Regions from separate parts of the Homo sapiens genome. Here region 2 is linked to region 1. A link is a loop called in an ENCODE intact Hi-C map of the cell type or tissue named here. Cell type or tissue: IMR-90. All regions are shown on one strand. Each heading gives the region's core, and the rest is flanking DNA. Links, peaks and the distances in the headings are about the cores only. Region 1 overlaps GALNT7 (polypeptide N-acetylgalactosaminyltransferase 7). Region 2 overlaps GALNTL6 (polypeptide N-acetylgalactosaminyltransferase like 6).

What was found. Hi-C counts contacts between places; a loop is a spot of excess contacts. Peaks named below come from ENCODE experiments on the same cell type or tissue, not always from the same donor. Only the 100,000 strongest peaks of a DNase experiment are listed, where the experiment ranks them.
Region 2: it touches region 1 in a loop (6-fold over the local background); 3 of 110 quality-filtered maps call a loop at or near these places.

What each region holds. Positions count from the first base shown.
Region 1 is chr4:173,248,668-173,264,704 of GRCh38, reverse strand. The region is part of intron 2 of GALNT7 (polypeptide N-acetylgalactosaminyltransferase 7); the gene reads right to left. It overlaps LOC124900812 (a long non-coding RNA gene), which reads left to right. Exons shown (of 3, transcript XR_007058367.1): 2 at 1-377; 3 at 2,014-8,187. Among named protein-coding and RNA genes, the nearest start is that of MIR548T, 11 kb to the left of the region's middle. RefSeq lists an enhancer at 9,889-9,938. In IMR-90, for the core only: a CTCF peak has its summit at 6,755; a DNase peak (open chromatin) is centred at 6,774.
Region 2 is chr4:172,822,006-172,838,042 of GRCh38, reverse strand. The region is part of intron 7 of GALNTL6 (polypeptide N-acetylgalactosaminyltransferase like 6); the gene reads right to left. Among named protein-coding and RNA genes, the nearest start is that of GALNTL6-AS1, 100 kb to the right of the region's middle. In IMR-90, for the core only: a CTCF peak has its summit at 7,596 (motif pointing right); no DNase peak of the experiment used is centred there.

The DNA of each region.
Region 1 (16,037 bases), core at 5,455-7,954:
TTTTAAAATGAGAGAGACCTGGGAAAACATCTAGGTCTCAGGTTTCCAAACTTGTTGGAGGAGCCCACGGATTTAAAGAAGGTGCCAAGAACAAAAGCATAGAGTTGCCTAGGAAGTCACTTGAAAAAGGATTCTGGGGCTTCTTGTGGTTAAAACAAGTTAGAAAAATTGACGACTCCCTCTTTTTCAGATAAGAAAATTGAGACTCAGAGGATAATACGGAAGAGCAATACCCATCTAACCCTACTGTGTGCTCAGAGAACTCACACCGTATTGGGACAGAGATACAAGAATCAACACCACAGTGTGTAGACTCACACATTATACCTTATAATGGACACTGATGGGAAAAATAAGACAATTTATCATCTTGCAAGGTTGGCTTTGTCTTATAACATTTTGCCTGGTATCATAACCACTCATATCTTAGTTACTCTGGCTTTGGGTGAATTCTTCTGATTCCATTATATATCTGCTTAACGTTTTACAATCATTAGAATACAAACAGTAAGTTACTGCTTACTCAGGTATCATATAGCAGATATTTTTCTTTTGAAAAGGGAAGGGTGGAGGGGGTGGAAAAATCGAAATATGCCCTCAGGTTGGTATATTATTTTCCTACTGAAAATTTGGTCCTAAGACTAACTTTAAAACAATTATTTTGTCTATGTATATCACTACTTATTGATAAAAGTAACTTGCTAAAGGGGGAAGGCTTTGCGTGGAATAGCTTTGCAGATGTTCCAAACCAATGAGCTAGCAGTTTAGAACCTAGGTAATCAGACTAATGTCTGACCACAGGTATTCATCATGTAAATACCATTGATCTTATTTTATGATGTGTTTATATTTATCTTAGCACTATCTCTAGACTTTAAAAAATATGGACAACTTTTGGGAACCCTGTTCAATGAATTCTTGGCATTCCAAAAGCAATCATTACAAAATACTGATATTATAATAAAATACCCAACTAATAAATTGATGAACCTTGAACCCTTGGGTTTTGTTCCCATGAGTTCCTTTAATTTTAATTAATAGGATGATGGTAAAATAAATTACTCCTTCCAGTTTGGAGGCTGGTTGCCCTATACCATTTAAAACCATTTTAGTCCCAGGAATATTAAAGCTGGCCGATTTGCTATTATTTTATCCATCAATCCTAAGTAATTAGTGTAGAGATAGGATTTCATACTATCCGGCCATCTATGTTTGTGCAGATGTTGACTGCACTTCTGCAATATAAAATCAAGTTTTTCTTCTGTATCAGTTAATTAAAATAGAGCTCAATACAATTTTGAGTAAGTGAGCATCTTAATTATCTAAATCATCACTAAGCACAGAATCTCTGAAATTACCAGTAAATCAAGTATAAGAGATTAAATTTTACTTTATAAAATAATGCTGTATTTGTCAATAATCAAACTGGAAGACTGCTGATGACAAACTTTTTCTGAGGAAACTTATTATTCACCTTCTTCATTCTAAAATCTATAGCAGCGGCTTTTTCAAAGTATGATCCACAGATTTGTGGGGTCCCCAAGGCCCTTTCTGAAGTTTGGTGAGGTCAAAATTATTTTGCTGATCATATGAAGATACTATCTTTTTCACTGTGTGGATATTTACTCTGATGGTACCAAAGCAAAGTGGGTAAAACTGCTGGTGCCTTAGCATAAATCAAGGCAATGACACCAAATGGTACCCATATTTAAGTTATTCTTCATAATAATATACCCTAATATACTTAATATACCTTCATAAATATACCCTAAATATAAAACACATACCACTTACACTGAATGACCTTGATGAAGCAGTAAGTCTTCCTTGATGAAGATTTATTAATTTTATTAAATCCCTTGAGTGTATGCCTTTTTAATATTCTGTGAGACGAAATGGGAAGTATGCATGAAAGACTTCTATTAGATATTCAACTATGATGGGTGTGTCAAGGAAAAGCGTCTGAGACTGATCTGTATGCTGAATAAGTTTTTATGATTTATTTTTTAATAGAATGCCATTTTCACTTGAAAGAAACAAAGGACAAACTATGGTCACTGAGATTGGTTATCTGGAAGTTTTTTGAACATGAATGAAGGGAGCCTGTCACTTCAACAAAAACAACTGACATCACTTGTTGCCAATGACAAAACTTGAGCTCTCAGGCGAAACTAAGAAATTTGGAAATATGACAGTTTCTCAGGAGTTAAGGCCTTTCCAATGAGACTGATGATGATGTTAACAAATGTATTGTTCTTATCATTATATAATGAAATTGTCAATATTTAAAAGATCTGCATTACTTGGGAAACCAATATTTTCCAAATGACCAACTCCTGATATTACAGCATCATACAATGGTAAAATGTCCTGTTAAAGTGCAAGACAGACTAGAAACAGTACTAAAGGTTCTTTTTTATGCTTTCAGATTCTATATTGCAGCTACTTTTTTAAAAAACTACCACTAGTTTTTAGTACAGTATCAAAAAGGAGTATCCACAATTACTTGAAAAAAGCTATTAAAATGCTCCCCCCTTTTGCAATTACATATCTGAGTGAGGCCAGATTTTCTTCATATATTTCAACTAAAACAACCCAGGGGCATAGACTGAATGCAGAGGTAGGTGTTGGAATTCAGTTATCTTCTATAAGCCAGACATTACAGAAGTTGGTAAAAATCTAAGACAATGATACTCGTTTCTTTTAATTTTAAAAAAATTATTTTCATAAAATATGTAATATGTAATGAAATTATTATTCTTAAATGAATTAACGATTAAAATTTTATTTTAATTTCAATGTTGTATATTTTGATAGTTAACTGACATAAATAAAAGCCTAATTATTTGCAGCTATCTATTATTTTTTATTTTTTAAATTTTTTTTGAGACTGAGTCTGGCTCTGTCCCCCAGGCTGAAGTACAGTGGCACAGTCTCAGTTCACTGCAGCCTCCACCTTCCGGGTTCAAGCAATTCTGCTGCCTCAGCCTCCTGAGAAGCTGGGATTACAGGTGCGTGCCACCACACCTGGCTAATTTTTTTTTATTTTTAGTAGAGATGAGGTTTCACCATGTTGGCCAGGCTGGTCTCGAACTCCTGGCCTCAGGTGATCCACCCGCCTTGGCCTCCCAAAGTGCTGGGATTACAGGCGTGAGCTGCCATGCCCAGCTGTAGCTATCTATTTTTTAAGCACGTTAAAGGGTGCTCTGTAAGCTCTGACAAGCCAAGTTATTAAATAAGTGTAGTGCAGGTCCTTGAATAACATTGCCTCATTCAACCTTGTTTTGTTTTAATGCTGATGAGAAAAAAAAAAACAAAAAAAAACTGATGCCACTGTCTGGGTAGAGTTTGCACACCCTTCCCTTGTCTGCATGGGTTTTCTCTGGATATACATCCCCAAGCTGTGCCCATTAGGTGAAATGCTGTGTCTACATAGCCTAGGGTGAATGAGTATGGGTGTGTCTGAGTACACCTGTGATAGGATGGCGTCCTGGCCAGGGAGGGTGCCCATCTTGTGTTTTCAGCAGCCAGAATTTGTTCTGGCTGCACACCACCCTAAACTGGAATGAGTGGATTGCAAATTATATGAATAAATACAAATTACTGTGAAATAAAAATGTGTAATGTAGACGACAATTATACAGATGCAGGACAATAAATGATGTGGGACAGAAGCGCTCAGCAAGCTCCCCACATTTGTTATTGCTTGTTTTTGAACTGCATGGTGGTGGAAGGTACTCCTGACAATTTTCGCTTCGTAAACGTTTACTCGTTGATTAAATTCACCACCACTATGAGTACCATCACTCATGGGTTCACCAAAAATTGAGTAAATCATCATCTTACTTGTTTTTATTAATATTTATTAAATGTATGCATACTTCACATTTATTTCAATATTTAATATTAGAAGTATTTTGGTCCTTACTTAGAAGTTTGGTGATATTTTTGTGACCAGAAACATGCCATAGGAACTTGACTCTTGTTTATGTTGTAAGGCACAATAACAAACATAAAAAGGCATGCTCATTTCTACTTGCCAACATAATTTCACAAAGCTCTTGATTCAGTGATGACATACAGCTCTGTAAAAAATACTTTAAAGACAAAACAAAATAAAACACATGGCCCCACCACAACTCTTGCCTCAGTCACTACATTTCTTAAAAGATCAATGATCCTAGTCCTTGTCTTTTCCTATACATAAAATAACATTTGACAAAATTAATGATTATACTTCTATAACCTATCACCAAATATACTCTTACACTGAAACTTAGATATAATTTTACACATATTAAATCTTCACCACCTACATGTAAACCATAAACTAAAATACTGCCTTAAAACAGCCTGACAGAATTGCTTCTGGGTTATAAGCCTCAGTCTATAGTCCTCAGTAAGACTTCCAAATAGAACTAACTTTAATTATTTAAAAGCTTAAATTTTTTTCCTTCAGTCAACAATATCAATTTGCCTATGGTAAAATTAGCTTCATTGTACATCTTCTTCCTGAACCTATTGAAGACACTGAGCAAGGACTCATAGTATTGTTACGTACTTTACCTTTGTATAATTCATTCTGGCATTCGATGGTATGTAACTACAATATTTATAAGTGAATTTCTTATAATAGTCCTGATAAGTATACTGTAAAATTGTCTTTGAAGGTTAATAAAATAAGCATGATTGATATTTTTCTTGTTACTTCAAATAATTTCCCCCCACAGGTATTAGCAATTCTTCTAATTAAAAATACAAGAAATGGGCCGGGCATGGTGGCTCACGCCTGTAATCCCAGTACTTTGGGAGGCTGAGGTGGGTGGATCACCTGAGGTCAAGAGTTCGAGACCAGCCTGGCCAACAAGGCAAAACCCCGTCTCTGCTAAAAATACAAAAACTAGCTGGGCGTGGTGGCGGGCACCTGGGATCCCAGCTACTGGAGAGGATGAGGTGGTAAAATCACTTGAACCCAGGAGGCAGAGGTTGCAGTGAGCTGAGATCGTGCCACTGCATTCCAGCCTGGGCGACAGAGGGAGACGCTCTCTCTCAAAAACAAAACAAAAAACAAAACCAAGTAATGGAAATAAGAAATAAGGAGGATAATTCAAGAGGAGAATGAGTTTAATATAACTCAGAATAAAGTTTGGACAAATATACACCAAATTCTGAAACGCCCTCAGTGGCCACCAACTGGCCAAAAGGTAGAACTAGAGAAATAGCAGGATTGGATCTTTTTTCTCCACTCCCGGTATTTGTTATTAAAAAAAAAAAAAGCGGGAGGAGGGAGAAGAGAGAAAGAGTTATAAATGCATCCATGAATGATTACTGTACTACCACCAACAATATTCAGATCTGCCATGATGGAGCCTGTGAACCTGCATGTAACCCCCTCCACTAATCTAACAACTATCTTCATCTTAGGACAAAGTCTTCCTATCTATTTGTCCCATTTCATCAATCTGTTCCAATTCTTCCCCTTAATCCTATAAATCCATCTCTGTTATTTTCATTGTGTCACACCCTCCTCCCATAACATTACCTCAATTAACCCCTTACAGCAGTGATTTTTAATCAGGGGTGATTTTGCCCCCCAGGGGGCATGTGGCAACATCTGGAGAACTGGTTGTCACAACTAGGGAGGTGGAAGCGGATGTGTGTGTTCCTGACATCTAGTGGGTAGATGCCACAGATGCTGCTAAACATCCTACAATGTACAGGACAAAGAACTGTCAACAAAGAATTATCTGGCCCAAATGTCAAGTGCCGAGATTGTGAAACCCTGTCTTAGGAGGCAAGAAAAAATTCTGCAATAATGACACACTAAACCTTTGCCTTTTACCTTTTTCTAACTTTCCCTGTAAAAAGAAGTTAATGTCCTGTAGCAAACTGGAACACAACCTCTTGGCTGTTAGCATCCCTAACAAGGCAATGGGTGTATATGCCAGAATTTGAGTCCCAGGATCTCCATCTTCGAGTTACGTGACCTGCAAGTTTTCTAGTTCTCTGAGCCTCACTTTCATCATCCAAAAATATAGTGAAATTGAAAATATACTATCTCAGTATGGTTATAAGCACAGGAGATAGTACATTTAAAAACCCAGCATACTGCTAGGCATATAGGTGTAACACAGGGACAGTGATGCTGCTGATCCTTACTGTCACTGACTGAGGCCCCCCCATCTCCATCAGCTGCTGCAACAGAGAGATAAGAAAAGCAGCAGTCACAGCAACAGAGTTAATTATGTGGAAGTGGAAGACACAGCTTAGACCTCATTTGAAGTGATCGAGAAGTATTCCTGAAAACCATATAAACAAGTGTAAATAAGTACACTAGGGCTGAACCCTTTCTGGGCCACTCTATGTCTACTGGTGCACACCCTTAGCACACTGTTAATTCCAGCCCTTCCACTCATCAGCCTCAACATCTGGCATATGACCCTGGAGCCAGAGACTAGTACCACAATGACAGAAGATATGAGGTCAAGAACCAACCAAACTCTAGTCTAGGTTACATTATTGTCTGCCCAGAAGATAGATAGATTCTTCTTTGTATTTGATTTAAATAAGAATACCCAAGGCTGCTTTCTTAAGTAGTTGTGTTTACACAGACTTCAATAGAAGCTTTCAAGAGAGTTTCTCTGTCCTCCTTTAATACCCCTTCCCCAACTCAATCTCACTGGGAGAAGAAATCAGCCTTAAATATCTTCCTTGGATGGGGACCCACTCCAGCAGGCCTGCAGCTTACCACGTGTGGACTCTGGAGGGAGCTCCTGCCTCACAAAAGTTGAAGTACATCCTTCTACTGAAGACTACAACACTTTCCTTTAAAGTGACACTTGTGAATCTCCAGGGTCTTAAGAATGTGGAGTTTAGATTCTCAAATCTTTCTCTAGAGCCCTTATCATGGTTTTAGTTCGCTCACTGGGCCTTTCTACTCTGGAGAATGCACGAATATTTTCCATTTGATTAAAATGGCAGGGTTCATTCTAAAATAAGTCACCAGGCTATTAAAAATGTGATTTACCTCCTATACAATAGCTACATTTTGAAGAGTGGAATCTCCCCTAGGATTCAGTGAAGAGGGAAGCAAAGCTACAGGTCATTTCCCAGGGACAGACTAAAAGTTTACTGAATGTAATTAAACTATATTATTTATATAATTTTAACTCATGTAATTAGCTTGGCTTTGGTGCTAAGCCCTTTTTCCTTCTTAGCACTTTCAACTTGTATCTTGCAAAAATGATGAAAGACTAAATCTATTTATGATATACCAAGTGTACCTTTTACATATTCAGCTTAAAATGAGCAAAGATAATTAACTTATTTATAAGTGCATTCAAGAAGTTATATAACAATTATTCAACCATTATTCATATTACTACTTCTACAATCCTTTCTGAAGAAAAAAAAATTGGTGCTTATGATCTTGCTTTACAGCTCTCTCCAATGACTTGCCTTAACCATGGGGAAACTGTCACAAATGATTCCTATAGATCAAGGAGTTGAAGTCAATTTTAAACTCAGAATGAGAGGAAGGAAGCCTCCCCTAACTGCCTCTAGCCTGGTTCAACTACTTTTAAAGATTGCCTTCTCTCCAACGCAGGTCCTTTTACCAGATATTCCAGAGGTAAAGATCTACATGTGTAAATGTAAAGAGTGAAGTCATCTGGAGTTTTATAGCCGACTATGGCAAAATTGAGTCCTGGCTCTAAACTGGGCCAAGTTTCTCCCCATTGTGGCCATATGTAATCCTTGCTGTCTATTGAGAGTCGTCTATTTTTCAGAATAGATGCTCTGCTTCTACAATAAATGGAGAGGTAGGGGATATTCCTTCTATATAAGTGTTGGTTTATGCTTGGTTTACCAGCTAGACAGTGTCATGTAAATTATTAATCTAAAATATAGAAAATATCTCCCATTCTTCCTTTTATATTATGGCTATATTATGCAAAGCAGTCATAGCATAGCCCTAAGCCCAGCAGTCTGGCTATGCCTACCTTTTAGGTGCAATTATAGGCATTTCTGCCTCGTATATGTAGTCCTAGCAATCTCTGTTTTGCAAGGGTATGCGAAAGAAAGAAACAAAGAAAGTAACAAAGAAAGAAAGAAAGACTTCAGAAAAAAAATACGGGAAGGAAGGAAGGGAGGGAGGGAGGGAGAGAGGGAGGGCAATAGGACTTAAAAAAAAAATAGGGACAATGACCAGACCACACAAACTTTAGGAACTTTGGGACCAGAGCCCTAAAGAAACCAAAACCAATCAGCACAGTTAAAATTGCAACTAATTTTTGCATTTCGTATGACAGTCCATCCTTTGCAAACTTAAAACCCATAGGCTTGTGTTTTCCTTTTTGTAGGTCTTTGGAGACATTCATTTCTAATAACAGAGCAATTTCACCAAAATTAAAAGTATGATCCAAGGATGGCCTTCTTCATCAATCAGTTTCCTTCTCAGTTTCTTTGGATGCACGTGCAGCTTCTTCAGACAGCTAAATATAGCGGCAACTACAGTGAGTGAGTCTTAAAGCCGGTAAACTCCCCATTTCTTTCACTAAATAAAAACACTTCTGCAGAAGAGAATTTTTTCCCCTTAAGGTCTTCATAAATAATTTTTTATGGCTGTCTCTTTAGCTGTGAGAAACCTTATTCCTGATCACTTCCAAACATTAATATGCAAGAGGAAATCTATGAACCACAAAAACTTACACACTGAATTGATATAATTTCCCTATTTACCAAACACACAGGAGCCAATATGCATCAAAGAAACATATATTGTAGTAGACAGCCTGTATCTAATGGTTCTGGAATAGTCTGAGCTAAATTACCAAAGGTGACCATGCTGACCCACTGAGGGAAAGGGGCGTGTGTTCCGCCATGCACACTGCACTCTAGCATGTCTGGGTCTATTGGCACAGGCTGTCTTTCGGAAGGAACTGATCACCTTTTGGCAGAGAACAATGACTAAATACTTTGAAAAGACTGTTAGCTCAAACACTGAGATGCTCTAGGAGGAAAGGGTACAAAAAACATCCCTTAATCTCTGTGTTGGTGTTTCCCATGGGCAAAAGACTTATTCGGAGAGAAAAAAAGAGTCAAGGTTTTCCTGAAATTGTCTGTCACTGGGGTGGGTTGTTATGGGATATCTAGTGGTGCCACCGTAAATATTTTTCAAACTAGTCTCCAGGAAACTTTTTCTAAATTCGTAGTTGGGGGTAGAGGTCTGTGAAAATACAATAAATGCAACGTGAGTTTATAACTTTTTATCAGGCATACTTTGTGAATTGTAACATTGGTGGCAGAGCTAGAGGGATGAAGAGAGGGGAAATGAAGATAAATCCTCTGTCAATAGAGCAACTTGGACAATAACCAGAGAGTGGGAAGGCTCTCATCAACCAAATGAGGTCTGGGCAGCAGAAGGACGTTTCCACCAAGGGAAGGGAGCCATCTAGAACCTATCAAGGGTAAGAAGGCACTTCAGGGAGAGAGGGATTCAAGATTGCTGCTACTCTGCTAATGGAAGTTTAGAGAAACAAGTTACCTTGATTTCCAGTTTTTGTAGCCTCACTGAAATAAATATGGTACCTCCCTAAACTGCTGTAGAAATGGGGGTAACGTAAGTTAACTCCTGTTTTTTAAAATAATTTCAGTTTGTCTAAATGCATCTGTTGTTAGCCAGAACCTTAAACAAAAATCAACTTGAGAAAATTCTAACATGCAATGTGTATATGTTTTTGTGTTTATATGTGTGTGAAGAAGAAAAGTAGACATCAGAACACAAGGACTTATTTTAAAGTAAATCTGGAAAACCCCTGAATTCACAAAGTAGTCTAGTTTCCAAGAGTAAAAATTTTCAGGTCAGTAAGCAACATGTCCATCTTGGGTCATGTGAAACCACTTTCAAATGTGTTTTCTGAACATTAGACCTAAAATTGCCAAACTGTAGTCTGAAAAATAAAATATGTTTTGGGCAATCTATGTAAAAAAGGGATTGTGTGTGAAAAATTGTCATCAATTAGTTTGGATGGTCACATAGAACCACCACATATTCCAAAAACAGAAACTAGGGCAAAGTACAAATACCTCTGCATATACATGATTCATATATGTATGTGTATGTATGATTTCTATATATTCTAAATATTTGTCTTAATGTTTTATGAGTAGTTTAAGGTTTTAGCTCTAGCTGAAATCTATGGATCAAGATACATAAAACAAAACTAAAAGGAAAGCTATAGCATTCCAATTAAATCAATGTTTTAAAAATAGCAACCATTTTATAAATTATAGCAATACATTCTAAATAGCTTGGTAGATATCAAAGAGAACCTTTAATATGGATAGAGAATAAGAAAACCTCACAAACACAATTCACCTTAGATAAAATTACAGTATAAGAATTAATATTTATTTTGGACTCAGGTAAGAGGAGAATTATCTGGCATATAAGGCATGAGTGTAAATGTAAAATATCTTTTTAAAAAATATTTCCCATAGACAAGCTTAAGAAAGATATTAACGATCTTACTAACATGTGCATAGCTCTTAGAATTTTCAAAGCACTTTTACATCTATCATCTCACTTTGTAATTGCAACTAAGATAGCTTTTCTACAAAACAGAAATGCAAAAGGTGTGTAAGTGGGAGAAAAGGTTAAATATTAGAAGCAAATGAATTCATTCAATAAGTCAAAATATTTAATTCATTTGTTTGAATCAGAATACCTCCGATTGTCTGCTTTGTTGGGCAGAAAAAAAGGGTAAGAATATTTCCAAGTGTTTGCATCAGCAGTTCACAGTAAAAGGAAATAAAATCCCAAACTTTATCAGAAGAAAATCTAACCTATCCACAAACAGAATTTTCTACTTCTTCCCATAAACAGGCTCCTTATCCTGACTGGCTCTGCATGAATTCATCTAAACCGGGCAGCAGACCAGTTCAGGTAAACGAGCTTTGGGCAGAGTGGACTGTTCTATCCTAACCAGCCTCTTTCTGTTAATGGCACCACTCCTCTTTGTGTTACTGAGCTTCAAAGCCTTGGATTTATCTTTGATTTCCCCTTCCACTCCATCACCTCCCAAGGCCTACTGCTTCTAACTCTTTTGTTCTCTTACACTGAATCTCCTTTTTCTGGTTCTATAACCTCCACTGGAGTTCCCACTCAAATGCCACTAACCCTCTAACAGGCCTCCACCCCCTAATCTACTCTAACACCTCTACTAGTTTGAAATCCCCAAAGTTCTCTTTATAAACCTTCAGTGGGTCTTCCCAAATACCAGATTCAATGTAGACTCTGTGAATGGCATGTAGTCTTCCAATGCCCTACTATCTTCCCAGCTGTATTTCCCTCCACATACCTCCAGATCCAAGTAAACCGCACTACATGCTCATGTCTTCTACTACATGTTCAAGTGCCCTCTTCCTGAAGGCACCCTACTCATCCTTCAGGGTCTTCCCTAGTATCCCCCTCAGAAAAGAAAACTATCTTTTACTTTTCTTTGAGATGGGCTCTCACTCTATCACTCAGGCTGGAGTGCAGTGGTGTGATCTCGGCTCACTGCAACCTCTGCCTCCTAGGCTCAAGGGATCCTCTCACCTCAGCCTCCCAAGTAGAAGAGACCAGAGGGATGCGCCAACACGCCCAGCTGATTTTTTTGTATTTTTGGTAGAGATGGGGTTTTACCATGTTGCCCAGGCTGGTCTCGAACTCCTGGACTCATGCGATCAGCCCACCTCAGCCTCTGAAAGTGCTGGGATTACAGGCATGAGCCACCATGCCTGGCAAAGTATCCTTTTCTGACTCCCCTGTAACTTGACCTCTCACTCCTCTGAACCACATTATTAAAATACCTTTCTAATGGTTCTTACATTCTGCCTTACATTATGGCATTCTTTCCTTTCTCCCTAGTGGTAGATGGTGAGCCCCTTGAAGGCAGGGACAGTGCATTACATATTAGAGATACTCAATATCTGTTGAACTGTGAAGAAAATCATATTTGTATTTTATAGAAAAAAGTGTGAAGGCAGGTGAAGTCATTCTTGGCTCAAGTCTTTAAAAAAGAAGCAGGCCTCCAGTTCACTCAAAATACTGTTACTCACCCTTTTAACACGCAATCAACAGCCAATAAATTACTCAGTCAGTGAATGTAATTCAAAGCTATCACATACAGAAGTGTGAGTCATGCCAGCAGCTGGACAGTTCTCTCCTGCTTCTAGGGAAGAGAACATTCATCTACAAAGACTACACAACAGCCGCAAGAACGAACAAGCTAACCACAGTGTCAGATGTCACAGCTGGACAAACAGCCCAAGCCTGGTCTCTAAGCTATGCAGGTGCCTCATTTCTATGACAGACAGAGGCAGGAGAACAAGGCTGTTAGGGCCTGTGTTCTGAAGCGGCAAAAAGCCAGCCACAGCAAGCCAGCTTCTGAGGGGCTCCAAGCACATTCCCCATGAGGGATGAGGATGAGGAAGGGTGCATCCTCATGTGCACAATATGGATGTGCGATATGTTTTCAATATGTTGCTAGTAAAAGCAGACAAGTGCTAATATGCATATTAGGTAATATGCAACACTTAGGCGATTTTTATTCATGGTTGGTTATTATTTTAGAGAAAAATTCCAAAGATTGTCCACATTCTAAAGTATAAATAATTTTACTTAGAAAAGTATGTTATACTCTACACTGAATTGTAAGTGTTCAAAAAGGAATGAAGCCTATCTCATTTTTTTTAAGTGGGAGAAAGAATCCAGTTTAAAAAATAATTTGGATTCAGTTTAAAAAAGTTTCTGGGATTTATTATATTTGGGCATTTTGAAATATTAAAAAATGACTTTTATCACTAGTATAGGATTTCAAAGAGAGGCTTAGGAGCATTTACTAAAATAGATTTGGGCCTTTTAATTTTACTGGAGACACAATATTTACAGAAATAATACACAAAAACATGCAATGTCCTATTTCTAGGCACTGCTCCAGTTGTGCCAGAGGAAAGAACACGGGACAGAACTGGCTATGCAAGGCATGGAAGAAGGAAAGAAAGGAGACAGGAAGGAAACTGCGGGGTGCAAGGAGGACTCAGAGATGCGAGGTTCCCATGGAAATCAGTGTGTCTGAAATTTTCAAAGGAAATGAAGGCTTTAGCATCATGGAAGGTACTAGTAGAAGCAAGAGGATGTAGACAAGGCAATGTGTGACATTTATGTTTTCCAAAAAGCAACAGAGCCTATCAAAGCTAAATAGTAACTGAAAACATTCGAATGTTGACAACAAGGTAAGGAAGAAAATACCATAGCAGTAAAAACAGCTAATAATACTCAGGTTTCTAACCAACAGGCTAATAAAAGACTTTTTGTAGTCAATTATGTCATTTTAATTCTAATGCTAATCCTGAGAGATTGGTATGGTTAGATCTGTCTTAACGTTTAGGTAACTGAGGGTTAGAGAGGACAAGTAACTGGTCAAAGATCTCACATCTAGTGATGGCATCAAGGTTTGAACCCTGGCTGATTTCATTCACACGTTCATTCATTCTCGACAGATATTTACCAACTGGGTACTACTACTGAGTTCCTACTTGTCAGTTACTAGGCTTACAAATAGGCATAGTTCTTGCTCTTAGGAACTTATCTAATGAGAAAGGCAGCCAATAAACAACTTAATAAACCAATATCTAATTATAAAATTTGATAGATACCATGAAGAAAATGGCTAAAGAGAAGTAATAGAGAATAAAGTGGGGCCTTAGCAAATTAGACAGCATGGTTAGAGAAGTGCAAGAGAGGCCTAAAGGATGGGAAGGAGCCAGCCCGTCATGGGAAGAAAGGAACAAGCATTCATGGAGGAGGGAAGAGCATATGCAGAAGACCTGAGACAGGCCAGCACAGCTGGACTATGTGGGCAAGAAGTATAGTAGCAAGAAGAGGTCTGCAAGGTGGGTAAGGGCCACAGCGTGGGGGCTGCTGCACGTTAGGAGTTTGGGTTTTAAGTGCAATGGGAAGGCACAGAATGGTTTTAGATTTGGGTTTCTAAAAGACCACACTGATTTCTGTCTGAAAAAAAAGACAGTAAGAGGCAAGAGTAGAAATGGAAAGACCAGTAACGAGACTTCTGCAGGATTCCAGGAGAGATGATGGTTGCATGGCCTCAGGTGGAGGTAGAGGAGAGGAAAGAAGCGGACCTCAGAAGTGATCTGGGCTACATTTTGGTGGCAGAACCAAGGGGCCTTGCTGATGGACTGGATGTGAGGGGTGAAGGGGAGGAAGGCACAGAGGATGTCTCTAAATCCTGTGCCCTGCTTTAAGCCTTGTACATCATTTAATTTTCTTATTTCTTATATTGAAAAGTTAGCTATATTTATATTGGTGTTTTAAGTGACATATTTTTAAATAAACAGTTTATGTGCTAAAATTTCTTGTTTCCACACTGTTAAGCTCACCCTCTGATTGTAACATCTGCACTGAGGTACACTACTCAGAGAGAGAGATATATACCTCAGGTGTGCAGTGATGGAGACAAAGGGGCTTTCACACCAAATCACCTAGGGGCGACTCACAGTTTTGCCATTCTTCTAGGTAAATGCAAAGAAGTCACAACTCTGTCTGAGCCTCAGACTTCACACACACAGGTAAGAGCTCTCTCACAGTTTGGTTGTGAGAATTCAATAACTTTATACTAAGTCCCAGCCTGCAGCAGAAAGTCCCTTCCCTTCTCCCTCATTACAGTGATGAAATGCCACCAGTCATTTCGCAAAGCACCTCTGTAACAGAGATGAGGGATCTGACTGAGTGCTGCACTGAGGATAACTGAGACACGTTCTAGACGAGGGACTCGAGATCCTGTTAGGGGTCCTAAAGGGTCCTCACATGGCAGCTGTAACTCTTTAACAACCATCTTTATCTCCTGACTAAGACTGCCAGATAAAACACAGAACACCGAGTTAAAATTGGATTTCAGGGAAATCCAATTTAAAAAAATTTTTAAGTATGTCCCATGCAATATTTGGAACATATACTAAATTTTTTAACCATTTATCTGAAATTCAAATTTAATTGGGCATCTTGTATTTTTATTTGCTAAATCTGGCAATGCTATCTATGACTAGGCAAGTCTCTACTGGGAATAAATTACTCTAAGATTCTTCCTTCACAGCCCTGGGAGATGCTCTGACTGTTCTCTGTATAAGAGGTTGTATCACTCACCATCACACTGCTGCACTTCCACTCCTACCTTCTTTGCACATTTCACTCATCTCTTCTCACTTTTACCAGTAAATGTACAGGAATGCTCAAAGTCTATTAAATGGCATTATATTGGACACAGGATTTTACTTAGCGGTCATAAAGAATGCTGGTGAATAGGTGTGAGTGTGTGTGTGTACATGCATACGTGTATGTGAACAGGTATGGGAGTGTGAGCACCTGCTGTATTAACCTTTTAAAAATGAAGATTATGCTAACAATACATCATCAGGAATACATTTTGAGTGTTTTCTAGTAGCAGTGAATTAAATTTCCAACTACATTAATGAAAGCTATGTAGATCCTATAGTAGTAGAACCAGTTATTGAATAAACTGAAAGAGAAAAGCTTTGAGTTCATTCAGTAATCACTATCCATCAAAAGTTAAGAGCTGAAAATCCTTCATTTAAAAATCATACTACATGAAAAGAATTGGAAATCTTAGGTCACAGTTTTATCTATCTGAGTGTTACTTTTGCATATAGTAAAGTGTTTCAATTTCCAGTTTCAGTACTGAGGGAAAAAAATTAAAGGAAACATAAATCTAGTTAATGATGTGAGACACCCAGAACACTGTTACTGTTTGCTATTGTTCCACAACAAGATAAGGCACTTGCTCCAGAATGAAAATCAACAAATCAAGGAAGTTTTGCTATTAAAAAGTTGTCACTTAAACTAAACAAAATATTTAATAGTGTAGTTGACTTACATCCTGGTGCAAGCTCATTTTCTCACTGTGGACTGGTAACAAAAAATTCATTGACCAGTGCCAGTCTGGGGACCATATTTTGAA
Region 2 (16,037 bases), core at 6,105-8,604, 430 kb after region 1:
TGTTTTGGAGGCATTCCTTTCCATAGTAGGTACAGAAAAAAATAATAAAAAACAGTTGCACTGAGATACACTACCTTTGTGCTCAATTCTAGTGTTCATATTGGTCCTAAAACTACAGTATCAAGAAGAGTGTTGGTAATGGAAATAATTACAGAGGATAAATATACTCATTGCTTTTTATTATTATGAGTTAGTAAACCCCATGAAGGTAGTTTTTAGCTATCCAGGATTGATTATTCAATCAGTGAATTGTCCTTTCCTCATCTATATTTCTCTGGCCATCATTAATCCAGTGATTTTCTGTTTAGAATTGCTTTTATCATAGGGAGGTGGATCAGTACAGGAAGAAAAGTTAAATTTCACATTGAATGTTACTCCTTTTTATTGGCTGTAAGGGCAAAATCTTTGGCCACTAAGCTGAAAATGGAGGCTTTCTCCCCTCTTATTCTCTTCTAATTTTTTTGTTGATTTACCACCTAACAAATATTTATGGAATGCCTTCTCTATGTATCTAAGGAAATACACTTTGAGACTATCTTATTTTTAGTTTCTATTTATAGACTCTTATTTATACATTTGTTCACTGTTTTTTACCTTCTTTCATATTTTTTTTTCATTTGAATTTTTGGGTAAAACAGTATATATAAAACAATAACTATGGATGATCAAAGTCACAAATGACCTGTGGAAAAGAGCGGACTGATGATCTGCTATGTACTCTATATTCAAAGCATGGAGTTTGGCATCATGGGAATATGAAGGTGATACGATCTAATCCTGGACCACAAATATTTTGATGTTTAAAGAAAATTGAAACAATTCTTTATGATGAACTACTGGCAAAACCAGAATTAGGGAGGTAAAACCCCAAACCACCTACCTCATAATTTTGTATAAAGCTGGTCAGGCTATGGCCCTTGTAACCATTTTGCCTATTGTTTTTGGCACATAGATAACTGAGAGCTATTGTAGAATTTTGTATTATTTTAATGAAAATCGTATAATGTAGGTTAGAGGTTCTGTGTTTTGATAATTGGTAAAAGTCTTTTTCGCAAGGGTAACTTTCCCCAAGTAAAGTAATCAAGGCACATGATTTGATAATTGATGCACAGGGAAGTGCTTTAATGAATTATTGAAGCACTTGGCTGAGGTGTGTGTCTCCTGGGGACAGAATACAGAATTACAGCTCGGCAATTAGATCATCAATGTTCCTTACCCAGTTGACCATAATTAAAATAATTTTATTCTTGGTTTGATACTGGGAATTAAAACTCACACCTCAGTTACCTGGCAAAAGGTTTTCAAGGCTAATGGCATGAGACATGAAGGTTTTCAAATGCCAACCTGTGTTCTTCTAAATATAGAATTCCTCAATCATTCATGTCTGATTAAAGTTGCATTTGGCTAATTGATAATGACTTTTCAATTAGGTAAAAGCATATTTTATGTAGAAGTTACATGTATTTACATTGATTTTTTTCCTCTTCAGAATGTCTGGGCTTCTGTATCCAACTTGATCTAACTGCCACAACTCATAGGAAGCCTTTGTAAGGGTAACTGGGAGTCATCTCCAAACACAGGTTGATAAAAATCATGCTTTGGAGCATGGCACTGCATAAAGTATTATTTTTGAGGAATATGTAGGAAACTTCCCCAGCCCAGGTAATGACATCTGTGGAGGAGTTTAACTGGATGTGAAAGGGAAGTGAAAGCTGACAGCTTGTGAGATCGTGCTCTTTCCTGGCTGTGGTAGTCACAGGGTTTTCTTCAGGTGGGAAAACTTATCACAGTAACATACATTTCAGGTGTTTCTCTTTTCTGCCTGCTATTGTAGAAGCAAGAATGGGCCATGCTGAACCAAGTGGGCAGAGTAATAAGCTGCTTCAGCCTTCTGCTGTCTACCTGATTGGGACTGGAATAGAGATCCTTTCTGGCTCTGCTGGGGGCTTGGAGAGGGAGGCAGAGCTGTTTCTGCCATTGCCCTGCCAGGCAGCAGAGATGACCCCATACCCCTGAGGAAACAGTGGCCCCGAGTTGCAAAAGCCCCATCAGCAGGTGGAGGTTCACTCTTCATTAGCCGGGCTGAACTTTGGGCATCATAGAGCATGGCTGGCCTTTTGGGGGTCTCTAGGTTTCCCTAGGAAATGAGGGAATTTCTTTGGAAGTCCTGTGGGAAAATGTTCAAACCGCAGTAATGTATTCAGAGACACGTCTATGAGGATTGCTGCGGTCAGTCCTGTCTACCTTACCTCTAACTTATCTGCTTACTCAGTCTTACTTTTTCCATTTCTGGAACCACAGCCATGATTTTGTCTCTTGGTATCCACATGGTATTCACTTCCTGACCAATCGGAGTGCATTCGGCTTCTTGCTACTCTCACTATTCCGGATGGTACACCCTGTCACCAGAGTTATTTTCCTAAAACACAGATACCATTAGTATAATGGTGGTTTGCTGCCCAAAAGCCTCTCATGGTTTTATTTAAAGAATAAAATCCACATTTTAAAGATTAGATTTAAGCATACCGTGTGTGGACTCCACACTGTATTTCTGGTTTTAACACTGACAAGAACTCCCCATGGAGCCAAGACTGTTAAAACTAGATCATTCTTCCTCTCTGGACCTGTCTCTGCGACTCTGCTCATGTTATTGTCTATACCTGGAATAGCTTCATCTTCCTCCACCTTTCCAAAACCTCCTCATCCTTCGAGGTCTCCCTCAAGTGCCAGCAATTCCCAGCTGGAGTTCTCTCGTGCCAGGTTGTGGGAAGTTGTTGTTAGCACTTTTTGTTTTGTGAACATGCTCCTCCCTCTCACTCACTTTGTTTCAAATTCCTTTATCAAGAGAAAGCCTTTCACTGCATAATGGAAGGTGTCAGTGCAGCTTCATCACTTTATTGACCTGTGCGACCTTGGTAGGGCAGAAGCTGGAACCTGCTCTGTGTCTCTCCTGTCACTGCTTTCAAACACTTTTGGTCAGCTTATCCTCTCCTGCTTCTTGGTGACATCTTGAGCAGGTTCTAGAACCTTAGGTATAGATGAATTCAAAGGAGAACAGTGTCTTCTTCAGGCATTACAGAAATCTCAATCAGAATAAAAACTATAATTTTCCCCCAGTTTAAAGTTTCTCTTTCTGTCACCCTCAACACAGTTCTCACTCATGGTTCTTGAACAAGCCATGAAGAAGATAGAGAACATTGTTTTGTCATTCTCCTCATATCACCATTTCTCCCTGCTTTGCTTCAGGCTCCTCCAGGGTGAGAGAAGGAGACAGTGGAGGAAAGCGGCCAATGGCCATTTGATTAGCTGGTGCTCTTTCTAGATCTCTCTTGGCTGTTGGGTTTCCTCTGTCATGGCAGGTGCCCAGATATTGGCCCTCTCCAAGGGTGCATTTGTCAGGGGCCACCCTGACATGATTGATGTCTTCCTGTCCAGCTGATCTCTTGGTTCCACCTCCCTCAACTCCCATGCTGGAAGGGCAGCCCATCCTCTTCTTTCCTTGGCAGGCAGTTCTCTCGGGCACAGTCCTTCAAAGACATTGCAAGCTTGGTGCTCTGCCCTCTTGACCTATTGGGAAGTGCCTTGTCCTGTCAGTGGCATGAGTGGTCAAACCACCAGCTTCTCCCTGATTGCCCATGCTTACCTCGCTGTAATGGGCAACGCCATCCATACTCCAGCCTTGGGACTGCTCCACATATAGGGCAGACACCTTCTCTCTTCACTTAGGCCTTCTAAACTCCTGGGCCATGTGGGGCTCTCATGGTTCTCAGCGTTTCTTTTACTTTCCAGTCCAGAGGTAACCCAGGGTGGGTCCACACTTCTCTATACCTCAGGAGGCTCCAAACAGAGAGTGAGATGTCTTTCCTCTTGTCAGTCCTTCTTGTTAAGGGATTCTTGGGAGTTTATTTTTATTTTTATTGTTTTTGAGATGGAGTTTCCCTCTTGTTGCCCAGGCTGGAGTGCAATAGTGCAATCTCAGCTCACTGCAACCTCCGTCTCCTGGGTTCAAGCATTTCTCCCGTCTCAGCCTCCTGAGTAACTGGGATTACAGGCATGCGCCACCACGCTCAGCTATTTTTGTTGTATTTTTAGTAGAGACGGGGTTTTACCATGTTGGCCAGGCTGGTCTTGAACTCCTGACCTCAGTTGATCCACCCATCTCGGCCTCCCAAAGGGGAGTCTTTTCTTGTAAATGAGGGGTTGGGGAAGTTGACTACTCCCTTCTGTCTTGAGTATTTAGCATCTCTCTGTGGAAAGAAGTTTTTGCCATCCACTGACTTCAGTTTTGAGACTTTCACTGTAACTCCAAGATATCAAGAAATGCTGTTTTTAATAATATTCTCTTATTGCAGAATGGGGCATTAGAGTTGGGGTTAGCTGCTTACTTCAGGAGAGAATGATAACCTAAAGTCACACTAACTATAAATGATGGGTATTTGGTCAAATCAGCCCTTGTTCCTAATTCTTATGGAGCTCAAGTGTGAGGGAATGAAGGTTTTGGAAAGGCAGAGAGCAGAGGAGGAAAGCCAGGAGATGCAGCTTATTGGAGCTATGGAGGGGTGAAGTAGGCAGATTTCACCTATTCCAGTTGCCTTATTTCGCCCTGTCTAGAGCACTGTTGGAATGATAAGAAAAGATGCCTTCCCCAGTTTTTCTTCAACTTAAGGGCTCTTTGGCATCCACTCACAGCAGTATCTTCAGAATGATAAATGGTTATCATTTCTCCCTTAAATTGCAGTTTTTCTACAAACTATCAACATAAGGTTTCCAGAATTACTGAGAAAAGAAAATAGTGGGCACTTTATAAATTTGGCTTACCGAAGAACTTGTATAAGCTGGATGCAATATACTTAGCTTATGGTCTGGTCTTGCGGCCAGGTGCAATGGATATTTATTATTGGGTCATCCCGGAAGAACGCCCATGTTCTAGTGTGTAACACTCCCTACCCCCCACCCCCAAGCGCACACACATAACACACACACACTCTCACCATATGGTTCTGTGGGGCTGCCAATCACAGTTCTTCCCACCTGGCCAGAGCCATGGGGGTGGAAGTGGCTGTGACATAGGCCTGCACAAGATAGGTCTTCCCTTCACGTTTTTCTAGCTGGAGCTGGTGGGGATCACCGCCCCTTCTTTCTGATGGCAGAGCTGTTAGATGGTGAGACAAGCACCACCTGTGGCCACGATTTTGTCCTGTCTAGTGAAAACCCAAGGCCTGGGAGGATGAAGCCACCCAGATAGGAGAGAGAGACGAGAGACAGAGGTGGGTCCAGGTGATATTCAAGACCGCGGCCCAGTTGTTCCAGGTGTGAGGCTCTGGCCTTTCTGGCACTGGGCTGTGTGAGCCCACTGACCCCCTTGCTCCTCAGGCTGTCTGCTCCTGGGGTGAATTACACACTATGGAGGAAGCCAGTCTACCGGGGCCTGGCCCAAGGTCATTCTGCTCTTCAAAGGGCAACTCTTTGGAGAGAAATTTTTGAGCCTGCCTAGTCACACATCTTTGCAGCTTAGAAGAAGAATGATGATAATTTAAACTTTATCACAGACACAGATCATTAAATTTGGGTTTCTTCCTGGTAGAGATAATAACAGGTGTTAAATGAGAAAGACCTTTAGAGTCTCCAAAAGCATTAGGATGGTCTAATTTAAAATATTTTAGCATGCTACTACACATTGAATGCCAGTTGGTGGAACCGCGTACTTTCTGTCTCTGTGTGAAATCCTAGTTCAGCTTTGTTGATGATCTGGGAGTAAGTAATTAACTTCCCACCATCCCCACACAACATCTGAGATAGGCAGATGTTAGCATTTTTGCTGTGGCAGAGAGTGGAGTCAGACAGATCAAGAAGTGAATCTTGGTTCCGCAACTTCATTTTGTTTTACCGAGAAGCCCAAGGTCCACAGAAGTAAAGCAATTTCCTCAAGATGACAAATCTAGTGTCCACGCAGGGCTTTATCCTTGCCGAAAGCTGTGATGGCTCCCGACTCAGAGGAAAATATGAGGCTCAAGGCTTCTCTTGGTTCAGGCTGCTCTGGCAAAGTACCATAGAGCTGGTGGCTTACACACAACAGACATTAATTTCTGACAGTTCTGGAGGCTGGATGACGGAGATCAGGGTGCCAGCACAGTCCGGTTCTGGGGACAGCCCTCATTTGGGGTTGCAGACTGCAGACGTCTTGTTGTGTCTTCACATGGTGGAGAGAGAAGGTGAACTCTGGTCTCTTTATTCCCTCAATAAGGGCACTAATCCTATCCCTGAGAGCTCTACCTTCATGACTTCATCACTTGCTAGAGGCTCTGACGCCAAATCCCATCATGTTGGGGCTTTAGGCTTTGACATATGAATTTTGCAGGGATACAAACACTTAGGTCATAGCAAGGCCCTTCAGACCCAGCCAGACCCCACATCCAGTTCCGGTTCCTGTCAGTTGCCAAACCTGTGATTTTTCCCCTTGGTGCTTTCACGGTTTCCTTACCCTGGAAGTCATCTTTCTTTCCCCATCTCCACCACCTTTCTTTATTTGTGCTGATCTTTCAAGGTGTAGTCCAAATCTCACCTCGCTGAGGCTTTTCTTGACGCCCCTCTCCAATTTTTTTCTGACCTAGTCCCTTTGGGCAGATCAATTTGGAGCAGTTTGCAGAGCATCTGCAGTACACTCGGTGAATCCTGGTGTGTTGCGGGTGTTTATGCATCTCCACTCAGAGAGCAGAGACAAGGCTTTCCTCATCTATTACTGTGCTTGGGTTCTAGGCCACTCTGCATTAGCTGCAGCTTCCAAGACTGAACAGCCAGCACCCATATATTTGCGTGGTAAATAAATAAGCCCGTGTCTTTTGACTCTGAATCTTTTTTTTTTTTTTTTTTTTTTTTTTTTTTTTTGAGAGGGAGTCTCATTCTGTCACCCAGGCTGGAGTGCAGTGGTGCGATCTCCGCTCACTGCAACCTCCGCCTCCTGGGTTCAAGCTTTCTCTTGCCTCAGCCTCCTCAGTAGCTGAGATTACAAGCATGTGCCACCATGCCCTGTTAATTTTTGTATTTTCATAGAGACAGGGTTTCACCATGTCGGTCAGGCTGGTCTCAAGCTCATGACCTCAAGTGATCTACCTGCCTCAGCCTCTCAAAGTGTTGGGATTACAGGCGTGCGCTACTGCTCCCGCCTGATTGTGAATCTTGTTTTCTGTTCATATCTACTTTAGGCCCCAGACATTTATCTCCACATACCTTTTTAACCTACCCTTGAGAATCTCTGAGATCTCTTTCTCTGGTCCCCACATCTTACACAATGGAGAGTGACAGTGCACTCCCTTCATGGGAGTTCAGTTAGAGGAGAGACCAGAAAGATTTTCTCAATCAATCTACTCACCTATAAATAATGCCACGGTGTGGCTGCTTGATGACCTTACAGTTAGGGTTTATTTCATACCTCTCAACTAGGGACACGTTGGGCATCCGGCCTGGATGTTATTCCTCTTGATTCCCTGTGTACATTACCTTTAATTTAGGAGTTAAAGCCTCCTTTGCAAAAACAAAGATTTTGACCTTTTGTCCGTTTTCTTTTAAAAACAATTCACTTTTTTACCAGAAGGTGGCAGTGGCAGTATAACACAAACAAAAGTTTGAGTAAACTGTCGTTTTTAATATTTTAGGCTCACTTCAGCATCACAAGCAATAGCAGTCCCATTCTGGCCTAGATTTCTACAATAATTCTGAATTTAAAAATAGAATCTTTCTAAAGATTTGCTCTATTGGTCATCTTTTTACTATCAGCCATTCGCATATATTTTTTCAAACTGTAAAGTTTGGCCCTGATTATATATAAGAATTCCTTTATCTCTGCCATGTCAAAAGTATAAAACAAAAGAGCATCTTTAGGAAAAATTCTCTTTATCTATTTTACTATGTGCATTCATCTTAATGAATTTTTAGTTGTTACTTTAAATTCACTATATTATGTTAGCTAAGATAAAATTATTTGGGCTATGGTGTGACCTCAGATGAGAAAAATAGGCTTTCGGTGGAATTTATTTGAATACACATTCTAGATATATGTATACTTATGGGGATATTGTCTTTCAAAGAGTTATTTCAATCTTCCAGAATTATAATTTATTTTTTAGACTCAGCATTCTTTGTGGAATTAGATTTCCTTTGATTTCGTTTCTCAGACTTTTAAAATTATCCATATCTTCTAGGGAATTTCTCAAATAAAACTGGAAGAAAGTATTCATCAGACCAAGATGAATTTTATGTCTCAGGAGCCAAGAAGTAGTTTGCAGGATGTGCCTAGTTAAACTTTTAGATACCAAGAAGCAAAGGTTGGAAGTACATCAGGAAGTTAGAAATCTATTACTTAAAGGCTATGTCTACTGCATTTTGTTTTCAGAAAAGACAGTGAGTTGCAAAATGTTCAATTATGGTGAATAAATACTTGCAATTTAGGTTATTCCAATTCACTTGTGTCTAAATACGCATTTGAAGTTCTTTGGTGTATTTTCTCCTTCTAGAGGCAAGAGGAATCTTCCTACTACAGATCCCATGCCCTGCATCCCCATTTACTTTCTAGTAAATATTTTACCTTCTTCTTTCATTGTGCTGCTCAAACATGGATATCAGATTCCAGAACCTGAAGCAATGAGGTGCCAAAGGATGGGTAGAAAGAAAGATATAGCCCAGAGTATCCCTACCAATACTGACTCCAAACTCTTTCCTTCATCCAACAAATAGTAGGTACCATGAGGAGTCACTGTGTGAAGTTCCAGCCAGGAACAGGCAGACACGCTCTCTGCTGACATCCTTGTGGATCTGAACCCTGCCTCTCTTCCTCTCCTGTCTGTGTTTTGCGCTCCGAAGAGTGCATGTAGGTGGATGGCGAATATCTTGCATGCCTTTGTCCTGTGTTGTAACTCTTCTTTCTCAGGTTGCATCTCATACACATACAGAAGGGAGAGGATGTGAAGGCACGGGAGTACACCAGAGCGATGCTTCCACAAGCCAAGGAATGCATGCAGCTTGGAGAAGCTAAGAGAGGCTTGGAACAGATCCTTCCCCAGTGTTTCAGAGGGAGCATGCATAGCTCCGCCGACACCTTGACTTAGGACTTCTTGCCCTCCAGGACTGTGAGACAAGTTTCACTTACTTCAAGCCTCTCAGTTTGTAGTACTTTGTTATGGAAGCCCTAGGAAAATAGCCCAGATTTTGGTTCCATCTTTTTTGCTTTATAGCATGAGGGATTTCCTTGACTTTCTCCTCCAGATTGCCAGCGTGGACTTTAGCCTGGTTCCTTCTATTATTTGGTTCATCCATTGAATCTTTTCTTTTAGTTATCATATTTTAAATACATGAGAATTGTACTTGTTCCCTTTCTACACAGAAACTGTTCTAGATTGTGGATGAGGATAATTTGATTATTTAAAATAAGTATCTTTGTTTCTTCTAGGTTCTGTTGGTTTATTCTGTTTTTTTCTCTTTTTTTATGCTAATTTAACACATGATGGTGATCAGATCATACATTTGAAGAAAAGACTGGTAGGCTCATAGGATCCTGTGTCTGGGTATGTGGTGTGGAATACCTTGATGGAAATGGTCCTTCCCTGACAGCAGGGCTGACTGTGGCCCCTGAGTGAGGGGAGGCATAGGATGACAGGCAGGTTTCCCTCCCTGTGGGACGTGGGGTGCAGGGAAAGCAATTGACAAAATAAGGAGGGTTTAGTCAGGGTTAGAGCACTTCAATGTTTTTTTTGTTTGTTTCTTTTTTTTTTTTTTTTTGAGATGGAGTCTTGCTCTGTCACCCAGGCTAGAGTGCAATGATGCAATCTTGGCTGACTGCAACCTCTGCTTCCCAGGTTCAAGTAATTTTCCCACCTCAGCCTCTCAAGTAGCTGGGATTACAGGTGCCTGCCACTATGCCTGGTGAATTTTTGTATTTTTAGTAGAGATGGGGTTTCACCATGTTGGCCAGGCTGGTCTCGAACTCCTGACCTCAGGTGATCGGCCTGGCTTGGCCTCCCACAGTGCTGGGATTACAGGCGTGAGCCACCATGCCTGGTCCTCTGTATTTTCCTCCTAAGCAGAATTGCCTTTCCTTTCTTCCTTCAATGTCTAAAGTGCAAGCAGAAGGCTGCTTATTTTTTATTCCTTGCTCTACCACTTAAAGAATGCAGTGAAAAAAAACTTGTATAGTGAGATAGTATTTTTGAAAGAAAGTATTATTGATAAAATTTTTCTTCTTTATTTTTCTTGTTGCATTTGGCTTTCCACCCATGGAAGCTCAGGCTTCTTTTGCTTTAGAGGAAGGCAGTGCACCACCAAGAATAGGAAAGTCACTGCTCAGCTTGGCTTTCAAAATAACATAGTATCGAAGAAACAGAGCTTTCATTTGCAAGAGCAATGATTTGTTGAAAGCGGGAACATGAGGTGTTGGTTCCAACAAATCAAAGTTGGGAGGTTTTGGCCCAGTTCTAATGGATTGTGGTGGGTGGAGTGTGGTAGGGAGACAAAGACTCCAGATCAGCTTTAGGATTCCAGAACATAGAGGGATTGTCCCCACTTCCTCCCTAGAATTCATGGTTTGCAGATACCTCTAAGTAACATGCTCTATGCCAACATGAGGAAGCTCATTATAATAGAATGAGTGGCATGGTGTGGTTAGGCAGACAGAGTCTGAGATAGGGCCTCTTGGTTCTCTGTAACCCGCAAAGGGTGGAATTCTTGCCTGTTGGAGGGAAGGGACCAGATGAGAGTTGAAAGCTAGAGAACCTGCACTATGAAGCAGGGTGAAGGGACTCATCTCTGAGATTTGCGGCTGAACAAACCAAAGCTAGGGCTCAGTAAAAGCCTGCAACCGGGCCTCTTGGACTAGTCCTTAGCCAGATCTTAGAACTTAAGTAGAGCTGAGTCAGTGGGAGAGTGACCCTACCATGCAAGAGAGCAGATGGAGACATGACATCTGTGGGCACTCTATCAAGTGAGGACAAAGCCTCTTTTGAAAGGTCTGCTGCATCCAATCTGAAACTAGCTGAGGCTAGCTGAGAAAGATAAAGCATCAGATGACACCTGCCCCCCACTGTGACTTGGCCCATGATCAAGATGCCATCCTGAGAGTGGAGGAGAATGGAGGAAAGGTGAGCAGAGCAGTTTGGAAAGGAAAACAATCCCGGCATGGAGTTAGACTTTTGAATTGACTGAGTTTGAATTGGGAATTTACTGAGAATCTACCCATAAGAGACCAAGTTCTGGATCAGAAGAAATACACATTTAATTGGTGAGATCATCAGGGGCTCACTGCTGTCCAGTGACCTGAGATTCAGGAAAGAGGGCCGTGCTCTGGTCTTCTTTGGATGTTCCTCTCCCTACGGGATGGGTAGTCTGGAGGCTAAAGGGATGTCCCGTTCCCCCCATCCCCACAGGCTGCACACCTTTTGTGAACTGGGTTTTCCAGACTGCATTATTCCCTGCACAAAGGATTCTGAGCCTGCTTCAAATGCCTGAGTCATTCCATTATTATTTGATTCTTTTTCCATGGGCTGCTTTCCCGTGGTTTGGAATTTATATCCTTAGGGCTGGGGGTTGGGCAAAGGATGGCTATTTTTGTAGAAGGAATTAGATGTGTGGGCTTCCTTGTCCACCTGCATCGTGTGTGCCCATGGGCTGTGGAGGCACAGAACAATTAGGAAGGGAAGGTGTGGGCTGTGGGCTACAGTCCTGCCTGTCCGCAGGTGCTGCAACAGCTGAACGGACGCTAAGGAGCAATTCTCCATGCATCCCTACTCTCTGGGTTGTTTTGAAGGTATATTGATCAAGAAAGGAGGACAGAGCAGAACCCAGTAGTTTGCTAGCTCAGTTTATAAACTTCCAAATACTTAGCCATATGCCACCTGAGCCTTCATTTGCACTCTTGTCCTGGGCCCAAATGTGTTGGGAGCCAGCCTGCTGCTCACGGTGGAAGCAGGACTCCAGGGCTTTGCAAGGCTCATTTATGGAGATAAAAAAAAGTTACATTCATGCCCACTTGAGTTGTAACTGTATGTTTCAAACCTGCTCCATATGCTACAATTATCATCTATGAGATGGTTTCTATTACTACAAAAAGTTAAAATGTAAATTCTTGGAGCAGTGTTAAGCAAAGGAAAAAACATTTAGCTAGGCTGTATTCTTCATTAACTTTAAATTGGTGGAATGGCTGGGGGATAAATGTGGGGAGGAGGGAAATATGGCCTGATCCCACACTAGCTTCTGTATGTGCAAATCCCAGTTCTCTCAGCTACGCACAGCTTTCCCCTACAGTTTCCCTCCTCTTACATGGTATTCAAACCTGCTTTCTTTTTTTTTGTGGCTTGTGATGTAATCATTCTTTCTCTCATGTGTACTTTTACCTTATCCACCACTTTGCTCAATTTCTCCCTTTGTGTACCACTTCTAGAAGGCCTTGGATGAGTTTTCCCACCAATCCAGTGCAGGCTGGGAGATCCTAAGCTCCTGCTCTCCTGCCCTGGCTCACCTCAATCCCAGAAGCAGGATCTGGGCAGAGTCTGGGGCTTCCAACCTAGTTCCCACTGATAGAAAAACACGCTAACATGCTGGAGGAAGACACAGAAACGGCAAACATCTTTGTGTTACCATCGAGCTCCATCAGTGAAGAAGGCTGGAGTGGGAAGGTGCCCTCAAGGTCACTTTTGAATCAGAATTTGCAACCTGGAGTGGCCAACCAGCACGAGCCTTTCCACTGGCAGCCTGGCCTCAGCCTTTCCACTGAATTATGCCATATAATCTCCCTCCCTCCCGCAAGACTCCATTTTGTCTCATTTTCATTGGCACTCCAGGACACAAAAACAGACATTTCTTTCTCTTAAATGTATTTCCAGGTGGATCTATACCAAGAAGTATTAGACCAAAAAGGAAAGAAAGGAAGAAAGAAAGAAAGAAAGAAAGAAAGAAAGAAAGAAAGAAAGAAAGAAAGAAAAGATAACCAAAAAAAAAAAAAAGAAAAAAGAATTGTCCCACCGATTTAGCATCATAGTCATTTCTTGATTATTTTGTTGAAGGCGGGAGTGATGATCTTGTCAAAACCAGTGCCTCTGTGGATGTAGCCTCACTTCAGATACTGAGCTTAGATCCAAATAAATAATCCAAGCAGCAAACAGTAAAGACTAATGACTTCTGTCACATATAAGCTCATGAAAGTCTGTTACTTTTCTAGTGTCACTCAACTCTATTTACATCAGGGGAGTATGTGCGGTACTGTTTTATTTTTAAAAAGTTTTGCTCTGACTTTGTTAGAGGATTGAGATAGGGAATTCTCTCATTTCTGAAGCCTTCTCACCTGAAGCCAATCTCACCTACCTCCACGAGTGATCCTGAACAAAATCAGCCCCACTGAGAAGACAGCAGCATAGACTCAAAGCCAGATTTTGTTTCTTTTTCACTCCTATTATTTATATGTATCCACTTTGTTTAAAAAAGCAACTTACATTTGAAGCAATTTACAAGCAAAATTTACACATACACAGACACATTGACATACACCATAAATAATATATATACTCACATACACATATAAATAATATAAATATATATAAATAACCTGATCCCAATTTATTATTATAACATATATGTGCACACACACACATGAACACACACACACAAACACACACACACACACACTCACACACACACACACTATACCATGGAAGTCAGGTTCTGACTGAAAGCCCTTGTGGCCAACTCTGTTCTTTCTCTGTGGCAGAGTAACAGAGTAATTCAGGACTAGAGAGTAATTCAGGACTAGAGACTGCTCGCTGACCCCTGGACACAGATTACAGTTTTCATCATTTCTTTAAATATAAATACTGCAGGCTTCAACGGCACACCACATGTAAGGCTTAGTTTTCTTCGCTAGACTTTAGAGCTATACATATTGTTCAGGCTTGTTATGCCCTCCCATTCTAAGGGCATAGTCTACACATATGAGTTCTAAGATTATACTCGCCAACAAGCCCACTGGCCCTTCCCAGCCCTGCTCTCGAGCATGGATTTTTGGTGAACTCTCTTGAAGCCCATTGCCCCCAACAGCTTGGGCTCTAGGTGGAGTCTAGAATCTAGACAGCACAAGATGCTCATAGCATCTTGTTATTTGTTAGAAAAGGACAGAACTGAAGATCAATATCATCTCCTGGCCCCCTTGTTAAAGATGTTATCTCCTAGGTTGTGGTTTTAAAAATGATTTTAATTTTCATTCATGGTGTAAAGGACTTCAGGAATGCCTTCTATTTTTTCTAAAAGATTTATTTATCATCTTTGTTCTTTCTACATACTGGATAAATGCCTTCTGCTGTCTTCTTCATTTCTTCCTTTTCTTCTTTACTTTCTACCACTCCCCTATCAGAATTTATGCTCCATTTAGGCTGCTCTGTGGGTCACACCCTACAGATAATTGTGCTCAGTCCTGCCACAACATTCTCTGCAGCTAGCATCCTTTTCTGAAAAACTGTCATCCCTTTTTCAAATATACACAACCTTATCTGACCACTTCTTCCAATCTTAATATTTATTTCATCCATTCAATAAATATTGTTGAGTGTCTTTTATGCACAGAGACTAGATGCTAGTGACACAGCACTGACTAAATGGAAGAAAGCAGAGCTCCCTGCCCTTATGGAGTTTACATTCTAATACTGATGTTGAAATGATTAGGAAAAAAGAAGAGTTGTTGAATTGAGAAGGAAAGCAAAGAGGAGAGCAGAGCTGAAGGTGATATTTTAGCAATGAAGCTTTGGGTGAGAAAATGAAGTGAAATGAAGCTAATATATAGGCCTCGGGCCTATATCCCTGTCTGCAGGGAGGGAGGAGGAAGAGTAGGTGAATGGCAGAACATTCTGTTTAATTCTGCCATGCTCTGGTATCATGTTATTGGGGCAGAGTCAATATTGCTGAACTTCAGGTGCTGGGAAGGGGGCTGTGACAGTTATTTTCACAGGTGCATGGAAGTTTCTCCCTTAGCTAAAGGGAGCAAGATTTCAGTTAAAGAAGAATGGGGAGCCAGAAAGAAGAGAGTGGGGCATTATATCCTAGAGGACAGAACCCATGAAAATGCCCAGCTAAGGAATAAATGAGATGAAGTCAAGTCACATCTTAAGGGTAGGGAAGGGACACAGCAAATTACCCTCACACATTAGACAGACAGACAGACTCAGGACACCAGTTGGGGAAGCAGAACAAAGTGGATAATAGTTGATATAACAGGTAAATGGACCAAAAAAACCCCTACGAAAAACAGTCATCAATCCATTCATGAACTTCACAGTTCAACACATAGGCAGCCATTGCTATGTCTTAGGTGGTGCTGTTTTATCTTTAACTATTGGGTGGTACTGGAGGTCTAGGGGTGGTTGGCATGAAGAATTCAAGCCCTAGCCTGACTACGGAGGAGCTGTCTATCCTGGCAGCAGTGAAGCAAGACCAAGAATGAGATCAGAAGTCCAAAATTTAAGAGGCGATGTTACCAAAGAAACACAGAGGATAGTTAGAACAAAAGTCACCGTAAGGTTTGGGTAGAGAAGAGCAGTGCATTCTGGAGTTCCAGAGAGACCATGGTCCTGAGTGGCTGGTATGCAAGAGTGAACACCTCTTTCAGGATGGATGAACAGGTCTCACCATCTTTTAAAATAGTGCACATAACCTACCAGGCTACCTATGATTGAATGGCCCTTACAGAAGTCGCAGTGAGAAAAAAAGTGGTTCAAGAAGCTGGATACATGGTCAGGAACCAGAAAGATGAGATCTCAAAGCCCAAGCTATCCCAGGAACCCAGAGATCTCAAGAGACCAAGACAAACTGAAGAAAAGCAGGGAGGTACAGTAGAATAATTAACAGGGATTGCTAATTTAAGGATTAATTTTATTAATGTCATTTTCACTGTTAAATGAAGGAGAAAGTCATAGGGAACATCCTGTTGAGGTAAAGATCACACCCATAGGGAGAGGGAAGAAAGAAGCAGTCATTTCTGACCCTGACAAAGGAAAAGAGATTGTTGCCAC